Linked DNA regions of Homo sapiens: regions 2 and 3 are each linked to region 1. A link is a contact called in ENCODE Hi-C data. All regions are on one chromosome and are shown on one strand. Each heading gives the region's core, a stretch centred on a gene start or an enhancer-like site at or near the end of the contact. The rest is flanking DNA. Distances are from core to core; before and after follow the strand shown.

The links. Hi-C counts contacts between places; a loop is a spot of excess contacts on that map. Pooled maps may share reads with other maps.
Region 2: a map of B cell shows a loop between it and region 1 (37-fold over the local background). The contact joins the promoter of CA5BP1-CA5B here to the promoter of PHKA2 in region 1. A Hi-C loop is called at or near these places in 2 of 168 maps with a recorded cell type or tissue (B cell and CD4-positive, alpha-beta memory T cell) and 8 of 50 pooled maps.
Region 3: a loop to region 1 is called in a map of CD8-positive, alpha-beta T cell, with 9 times the contacts of the local background. The contact joins the promoter of AP1S2 here to the promoter of PHKA2 in region 1. A Hi-C loop is called at or near these places in 2 of 168 maps with a recorded cell type or tissue (CD8-positive, alpha-beta T cell and naive thymus-derived CD4-positive, alpha-beta T cell) and 6 of 50 pooled maps.

Annotation. Positions count from the first base shown.
Region 1 is chrX:18,982,809-18,985,427 of GRCh38, forward strand. It overlaps PHKA2 (phosphorylase kinase regulatory subunit alpha 2), which reads right to left and starts at 1,306. Exons shown (of 33, transcript NM_000292.3): 1 at 1,047-1,306. The coding sequence starts at 1,124. RefSeq lists enhancers at 1,108-1,608, 1,609-2,109, 2,091-2,140 and a silencer at 1,301-1,990.
Region 2 is chrX:15,674,154-15,676,772 of GRCh38, forward strand. It overlaps CA5BP1-CA5B (CA5BP1-CA5B readthrough), which reads left to right and starts at 1,305. Exons shown (of 12, transcript NR_160544.1): 1 at 1,305-1,625. It also overlaps a transcript of CLTRN not described here and the pseudogene CA5BP1. RefSeq lists enhancers at 234-737, 970-1,588, 1,261-1,380.
Region 3 is chrX:15,853,528-15,856,146 of GRCh38, forward strand. It overlaps AP1S2 (adaptor related protein complex 1 subunit sigma 2), which reads right to left and starts at 1,286. Exons shown (of 6, transcript NM_001272071.2): 1 at 1,161-1,286. RefSeq lists silencers at 713-1,002, 1,223-1,502, 1,593-1,702 and an enhancer at 1,320-1,924.

The DNA of each region.
Region 1 (2,619 bases), core at 56-2,555:
AGGAGACAGAGTGAGACCCTGTCTCAAAAACAAACAAACAACAACAAAGAAAACAGATTAAGGGACTTTGGACCTATACCTTATGCATAAATGTTACTGCACTACGATCATTTATTCTTGTAACCCCAGCACTTTGTAGAGTGCTTTGCATATAACAGATACACCACAAATATTTCCTAAGTGAGGAAACAAGGCTAAGAAATTAGTTAAGAAGGGAAAATGGTCAGTGCCTTGGAAATGACCATGGCTCCCAACTTGCAGGTCAGGCCTCTAACCCCTGAATGCCACTTCCTTCGTTGACTTTGAAGGCCCTATAAATAGTTGCTGTTGATTGAGGGCAAGAAACATAGCTGCTGTCTTCACTAGGAATAAAAATAGTTCAGTGGTCTTACACTGATGGACCCACACATAATTTTAGCCCAGGAATACAAAGCATAGCAGGCAAATTCATACCTCGGACCACATGGGCAGTGTCATAGGACCCTGTGAGCTTGGGAGCCTTTGGGTCTGACCTGCTACATGCAGTGACCTTTCTAGCCTCACAATTTTCTTATCTGTAAAATAGCAACCAAAGTAGCCCCTAAGGGCTTCCCAGGTGGGTCTCTACCAAGACAGCTCATGGGAGGGACGGTAGCTGTCGCCCCACACTGCAGAGTCCTGCGTAAACTTCAGGAGCTTCTTCACTCCTGTCTACTGTTCTCATTCAGTGTAGTCTGTCCAAACCCCCCACACCTCTTCTCGTCCAAAAAAAGCAGAGTCAATGCAAAAAGAGGCAGTTTGGACCCGGGCACGGAGGCGGCTCATTCTCATCCTGAACAATGGCCAAAGAATTCTGTGAAAAGTAGCCGTAGCAACAGTTAGGTCCCCTGAATCTTAAGGAGCACGGGGTGGCAATGGGGTGGTAATCACTGGCTAGCAAGGACTAGATTCAAATAGCAAACTCTTAATTGCAAGGTCTCAGGTCACAAGAGGGCCAGACCTGGGAAGGAGAATGAGTTACATGAGAGGGTAGTTCCACGCGTTCCCTGGGGGCGGTCCCTCCTTACCTGGTAACACAGGATGGTTTGCTGCACCAGCCGCGCGTACCCGTCCAAGCGGACCCCGGAATTGCTCCTGCTCCGCATCTCCCCGAGGCTCCCAGGCCGCAGCGCCCGATCTGCCGCGTGGGCGCGGGACGTCGGGGCTGTGGCCTCCAAGCGGGTCTGGTTCCCGGACACTCACAGCCTTAGTCGGTTCTTGGGATGGGACCGGGCCGGAGGAGGTCGAGACTTTTCTAAACGCTAGCCCCAAAGTCCGGTTGGAAAGCAAGCCAACCAGAGCTCCGCGCGGCGGGGAGGCGCGGGGGCGGGGACGGGGGCTGGAGCGACGAAGGTCCCGCCTCGGCCAGGCCTGCTGGGCTCCCGACGCTCGCGGGAGCAGCGGGAAACCAGGTTCCGGGAGTGGGGCGAGGACGCCCCTGCCAAGCCCCTTTTACGTCCCGGCGGTCGCGAGGAGGTCCCCCGGGCGCGAAGAAGACGCCAGCCCACCCCAGCCGCCGGGGAGATCGCCCAGGCCGCGCTCAGCCCCGCCCCTGGCTCTGCCCCCGCCGCGGAGCGGAACCCTCCAAGTCGCGGCCTGAGGAGGAAGGAAAAGGGGGCGGCCCGGGAGAGCCGCTGCGAAATCAGCAACGGGCGGGAACCAGGTTGCCTCCCTGAGTCCCTTCTCTCCCCGGCCGGCTGCCAACCACAGCCAAGGCCAGAGAAACAGGCCCTTCTGCCGCGGCCACCTGGGCGCCTTGGACCCGCCCTCCGGACTCGCCCCCGCCCCTGCCGCGGAGTGGAACGTTTGGAACCCTGAGGGGCACAGGTAAGGGGGCGGCCCCGCCCCGCGCCCTGGAACGACCTCACGGCCCCGCCCACATCCCCGCCCCTGGCCCCACCTCCGCCGCAGAGCGGAACCCTCAGAGTCGCGGCCTCGGGGGGGACGAAAAAGGAGGCGGCCCGTGGGAGTCTAGGGGAACCCGGCTTCGGGCGGCGGACGAGTTGGCTTTCCTGCGTGGTAGTGTGGAGCCCCCCGAGACGGGTGCCAGTCCCACTCGAGGCCGGAGAAAGAGGGCCGCCTACCGCGGCCGCCTGGGCACCCCTCTGAGGGCCAAGATTGTAGTCCCACCTCTGGCCCCGTCTCCGCCGCCTAGCGGAACTGGAGTAGCGGGACCCAGCCCGGAAGAAAAAGGGGGAAGGCCCGGAGAGGTGCCCCAGCGACACCTCTGGCGCCTGTGACCCCGCCCCTAGCCACTTGGGCGCCGCTTCCTCGGGCAGGTTCGCAGTTCATCTCCCACGGGTCTACAGCTTGAAACTTGGCATTCATTATAATGTTTCGTGGCTGCTGATAACCTACAGTTCACAATCTTCGGCCTGGTATTCATTGTCCACCAAAATCTGGCCCACATAGGAATTTACTGGACAGCTAGACTAATGCAATCAATTTCCGCAAGCTCTTTTCCAGTCTCCATGCATTTACTCTATGCTTGACCCCTTCGGCCCTTCTTCCTCCTCCTTGACTAACTGAAGCCTATCTTTCCCTTAACGGCCAGCTCAGCTCCTCTATTAGCCTTCCCCATTTTCTGAATTTCTGTAGCCA
Region 2 (2,619 bases), core at 55-2,554, 3.3 Mb before region 1:
GTCCATCCTCTAAGAATGTCCGTTCAGAAATTTCTGGACAGAAAAGCTGGTAATAACCTCCTCACTTTTTTCCTGTGAACCCAGAATTGCGAATGGAGGGAGTAAAAAAGCGTAATCTTGGAGCAGGGGGCTGCAAACAGAGGTCTGAATGTGGTGGTGTCTAGACAGGACCTAGAGAGCATTAGGGCACCAAGTGCCTAGGAAAAGTCATCAGGAGGACACATCAGGAAGTAGAGGAGTGTGCTTACTCCATGTATCTCCCTAGCATTTAAAGTCCGCTGACTTTAAATGGGCTGGAAGGAACACGGTTCCAGTTTATCTCCATATCGGGTTAAAGGACATGAAACCTAGCTAGAAGGAACATTGCTCCACCACTGGCCCATCAGTTCTGTTTCCTACTCGGTTTTTGCTTAACGAGTTGTGGTGTTTAGAGTTGGGAGATACATGGAGAAAGTCACTTTTTAGGAGAGGATCAGAGATCCGCAGGCTCATTTCACTCTATAAATGCCGCGGACATCTGGTTCCAGGACCTGGACAGTCCTCTCTGGAGACTGGTGGGCCCCTCCAACACCTCCGTGGCTTCCCGGGATCAAGTATCGCACCTAAAAGGAGCGCAGAGAGCGTGCAACTGGCGGGAGAGGCGTGACCAGAGTGGAACCAAAAGTGGGTGGCCTGGGAACCTAACGCGTGACCAGAAGTGAAGGTAGGTAAGTGCGCATGCGCAGGATGCGAGTGGCCAATGAGGACCACAAGGTTGTAGCGTGTGGCCTGAGAGGACGGCCAGGACTGGCCAGAAAAGAGAGGTGTGGAATGCAGTAAGAAAAGTGACGCGGACCAGAGGGGTCTTGCCTGTTCCGAGAGAATGGAAGGGGTTAGCCACGGTGGGAACGGCCACGGCGGGAACGGCCCCGCCAGTGAGGAGCGCAGGCAGCAAGGCTTAGCGGAAGAGGCGTGACCCAGGCGTACCGCAGGGGCGTGGCCCGAACGAGCTGACTTTAGCCCTTACGTGAAAGGCGTGGCGTAGTCGCAAGGGTGTAAAAAAGAAATTCGAATTCGCGGGACGGTCGGCCTCAGGCGGAGTAGGGACGTGAGCCCAAGGGAGGGAGGTGGGGTAGGCAGACTAGTTGTGACTGGATGATCACTGGGCGAAGGGTGGAAAAGTGGCCACAGATGGAAAGGCGGGCTGCGGAGTAGTGACCGGCAAGGGAGGTGGCGCGAAAAGGGAAGTAGGGACATGACGTAGTTGGAACGCAGAGACGTGCCTCGAACGTGGGGGGCGCGGTCCTTACGTGTGGGCGTGCCTTGTTGCTCTGAGGGGCGTAACAAAGATGGTGGAGCAGGCGGAGGGCAGAGGCGTCGGCAAGTTAGCGTGCAGGCGCGTGGCAGCGACAGGAGATGTGTAGCCAGAGCGCAGAGCAGGTGTGGACTCCGGCGCTGGGGAAGCGTGGCCAGGGCGAGATTTCAGCCTGGGTCGGGGACAGAATGGGGACTGATAGGGGCGTAACCTGGAATGACGAAATGACGTTTGCTGCGTAGGGACGTGGCTAAACGTGAGGGGGCGTGGCCAAGATGGCCGCGTGCGGGATCCTCGGGTACCGGGAGCGAACGAGGAGGTTCTGGCTCAGGTAAGTCGTTCGGGTAAGGGCGGGCGGCAGTAAGGAGCGTGGGCAGCAGCAGGGCGTGGTCTGCTTGAGAGGGCAGGAACTGTGCCACTTGCCGCAAACATGACCGCGTGCCGCTATCGGCCCTGGAGCCAGAGAAGCTTTTGGTGCGGCGAGGTTGGCCGGGGCCCTGGCGGGGCTTCTCTGAGGAATGGGAGTGGGAGGCTGGCGGCGGGGAAATAGCCACTTCCCCACTCTAGCCCTCTTTCTCCGCTATGGGGATCACCAGACATCCTTTTAGGATTCTGTCTATTAAAAAGTAGAACAGCTTTCCCAGAGACATTGCGGGATGAGAGGAGTGTCCAGAAACCAAGGAGCAGCAAGCTGGGACTCCCTCGGGTCTGCATTGTTGATATTCCCACCTGACTATGCTAGGGGCTATGGACAGACACAGCCACCCCAGAGTAGATCAAAAGCACAGTTGTGTCCCTTGGACAAATCTGAGTTTTTCTGTTGTGCCTTGCCCCAGAGCCGGAGGAGAGGAACCTCCAAAATGCAGACATTCTTGGTGGCTGGGATTCTGTGTGATATTCAGCGTTAAATGCTGCTGCTCTGAGGCTGCTGGAAACGCGTTAGTATTAATATCTGTGTACTTCTCTCACATTTACTTTTGCTGGAAAAGCTTGGGAAATGACTTAACGAAGATGCGTAAACCTTAATTTGTTTATATGCTCCTTATTAGCCACTGAATACCACATTGCTTTCTGCTTCCCCTTCTTCTTTACTGATAATCTGACCATTTCCACTATGCACTTTGAAAGTCTTGCTGGAGTATGGAGAATAGTCAGAAATCTCTGGTAAGATGCTGCCCCGCGCATCTCTCAGAGGAGTCACTATTCATAGCCTGCATCAGAGTTCACAATGAACCAAAGTTCACCCCACCTCCCCTGTCTTCAGGGACTTAGTGAAAAGCTGCACTGTTCTTGAATATTTTGGAAATGAAAAACTTTCTGGGCTA
Region 3 (2,619 bases), core at 36-2,535, 3.1 Mb before region 1:
CTTTAACAGCGTTACTGCAAATAAGATTCAAGCATGATTCTCAAGATTCACCACACCATCTTGAATTTGAACACGGGGAGGGGAAATTTACAGAACCAATGTAGAATAAAAATGGGCCCTAAATTTCGGTAAGAAATTATCGTCGCTTTTTGTAACCACCCAAAAAGGTATCAACAAGATATCTAGAAATGTATGACGTGGCAATTCAACTTTAGTAAAGTTAAAATGGTCTTATTACCTCACTTAAAATGCGTCAGGGGAACAAAATATAAGGACATTATTAGGTGATACCAAAGTGCCTCCCGTGCAAGTCCTGAAGATAGCGGCATTCGAAGGGGGCAGGAAGTGAAGCATCAACTGGGCATTTACTGCAAACCCGTTACCAGAACTTGGAAAAGAATGGACCTCGTATTCCTAGATCTTGGTGACCAGAAAGGGTGAGGGTTTGCCTGCGAAGAGTATGGGCTCAAGGCTGTCTGGAGCAGGGTCCTGTATCCGCCCTACCACTTTGCAGGACGAAAAAACAATGTATTCTCCTTAAAATAAATTATGTCCTAACATGGGACGAAACCCGGTTGCAAAGCACGAGTATTCCTTCCCTCGTGTTAAAAACCAACGCTTTGATTTTGCCGCAAATCACAGGGCACCACAATTCCTCGAGACTGGCATTAAAAACAATGGGCTCAGCCGCGGCGCGGGCTCGGGGCCAGCGTTCCTCGGGTCCGGCCGTCGCCGGTGCCTCCCCCCCACTCCCGTGGCCACACTCCATCACTGACCAAGCCCGGGAGAGGTGACAGGCAAGGAGCGGAGCAGACAATGGCATCCGCCGCCGCGCAGGGGGCGCCAAGAGTCCTCGGCCGCCACCGCCCCCGGCCCCTCCCGAAAGCGCCCCGCAAAACTTGAGGCGATTCCCGAACCACAGGTGCCGCGAGGCTGTCGCGGAGCCCGGGACTGGCCCCCACATCCCCGGGCGCGGCGCGGAGTGGTGCGGAGGGCGCGGACACGGAGAGAAGTGAGTTGCGGGCGCGGCGACCCAGTGGCGGGCCGGGCAGGCTCGGGGTGGGGTCGTCGGGGCGCGCGCGGGGTGGCGGGGGGCGCGCCCAGTCCTCCCTCCCCCTCTCCCCCATCCCCGGCGCCCCCTTTCGCCCCCAGGGACTTACGGCGGCCGCGGGCCGCGGGCGCGGCGGAGCTTGGCCGGCGGCGGCGGCGGCGGCGAAGGGGAAGCCCCTGTCGCCGTGCTGAGGAAGAGAAGCCGTGGTGCTGTGGGGAGGACACCCGGCTGGCATAGGGCAGGCTTAGGCGGAGAGGGGAGGGCAAGCTGACAGACCCCGCCCCGGGGGCCGGACGAGGGAGGAGCCGGGGCTGCGGCGAGCTGAGGGGCGGGCTAGGCGACGCGCGGGAAGCGGCTCAGCGGTCGCCAGCGGCACCGGAGGCAGCGCGGGTAACCGCTGAGTCCAAGGCAGCCGATTGGAGGTTTCTTCGCTGAGGGGAGGTGCGAACCGGAAGCCGGGCCACGTGACCCGGAAGCGGCGTTTGCCGGGCCCGAGCGCCCGCGCGCCCGCGCGCTCTTGCAGGTGCCTCCGGGACGCGCGCGGGCGGCTGTCCTGCTTGTTTAATGATAGGAGGACGGGATTCTGCAGCGTCCTTAGCCTAGCGGGTGGTGCGGGGCAGGGAAGTTCCGGACAGCGAAGAGCCACGTTCGAGCTCTAATGATTCTCTGTGTCCCCAGAGAGGAAGTGTGAAGTGTGACGGCTGACGAGGAGGGTGGGAGGAGACGAGGGAGTGCTGCAACTCTGGAAAAACAAGTCAGCTCTTCTGTGGAGCTCGTCACGCATTCACGGGCCTTTTGCTATCATTCTGCCTCAAAATTGTCCGGAATCCGCCCTCTCCTTCCCATTGCACTGCTCCAGCCCTAGCCCAGACACCTTCCGCCCCGAGCTTCGCGGGAGTCTGTTCCCTGGGCTCGCCTCGCCCATCCTCGGTGCTGCGGACTGGATGAGTTACCGTCCGTTCGGCTGAAAAGCCCGGACAGCACCTCACCTTCGAGATCCCGCTTCCTTCACACTGGGTCGCCCCACCAGCCGCCTGGGTTCCAGTTTAGCACTGCCGACGACTTGCTGTGCCTGGCATGTCCTTGCTCCCAAATGTCACATCTATGAAGCCTCACCCTAAAACCCTGTAAGAGCGATTCCCTCTTTCACCCACATGCCCGTTAGCCTTTATTTAGCACACCTTAAATTGTATTCATTTTGCATCTCAATCTAGTTCACAGCCTGGTATATAACAACTAATAAATGTGAGTTGACTGATAAAGACTATAAAATGATAAATTTGTTAAGAGCTGTAATGCTGAGCGTAATGCCTGGGCATAATGGATGTTCATAATTTTCTGAATGATAGAATGGATGAATCATCTAGTCATTTACAGATAAGGAAAGGGGAGTCCCACGGGATTAGGTGACCTTCCTTGAAGAGCCACGGGTTTCCCATATCGAAATGCTATTCATTACCCGAGTCACCTAGGTTCTTACAAAGGAAGCGAGAAAATTGCTTTTGTTGGGCCATGCCCCTTTTGCAGAGGTTCCTAAGTATAGTCGCCAGAATTTTTTTAATGGCCTA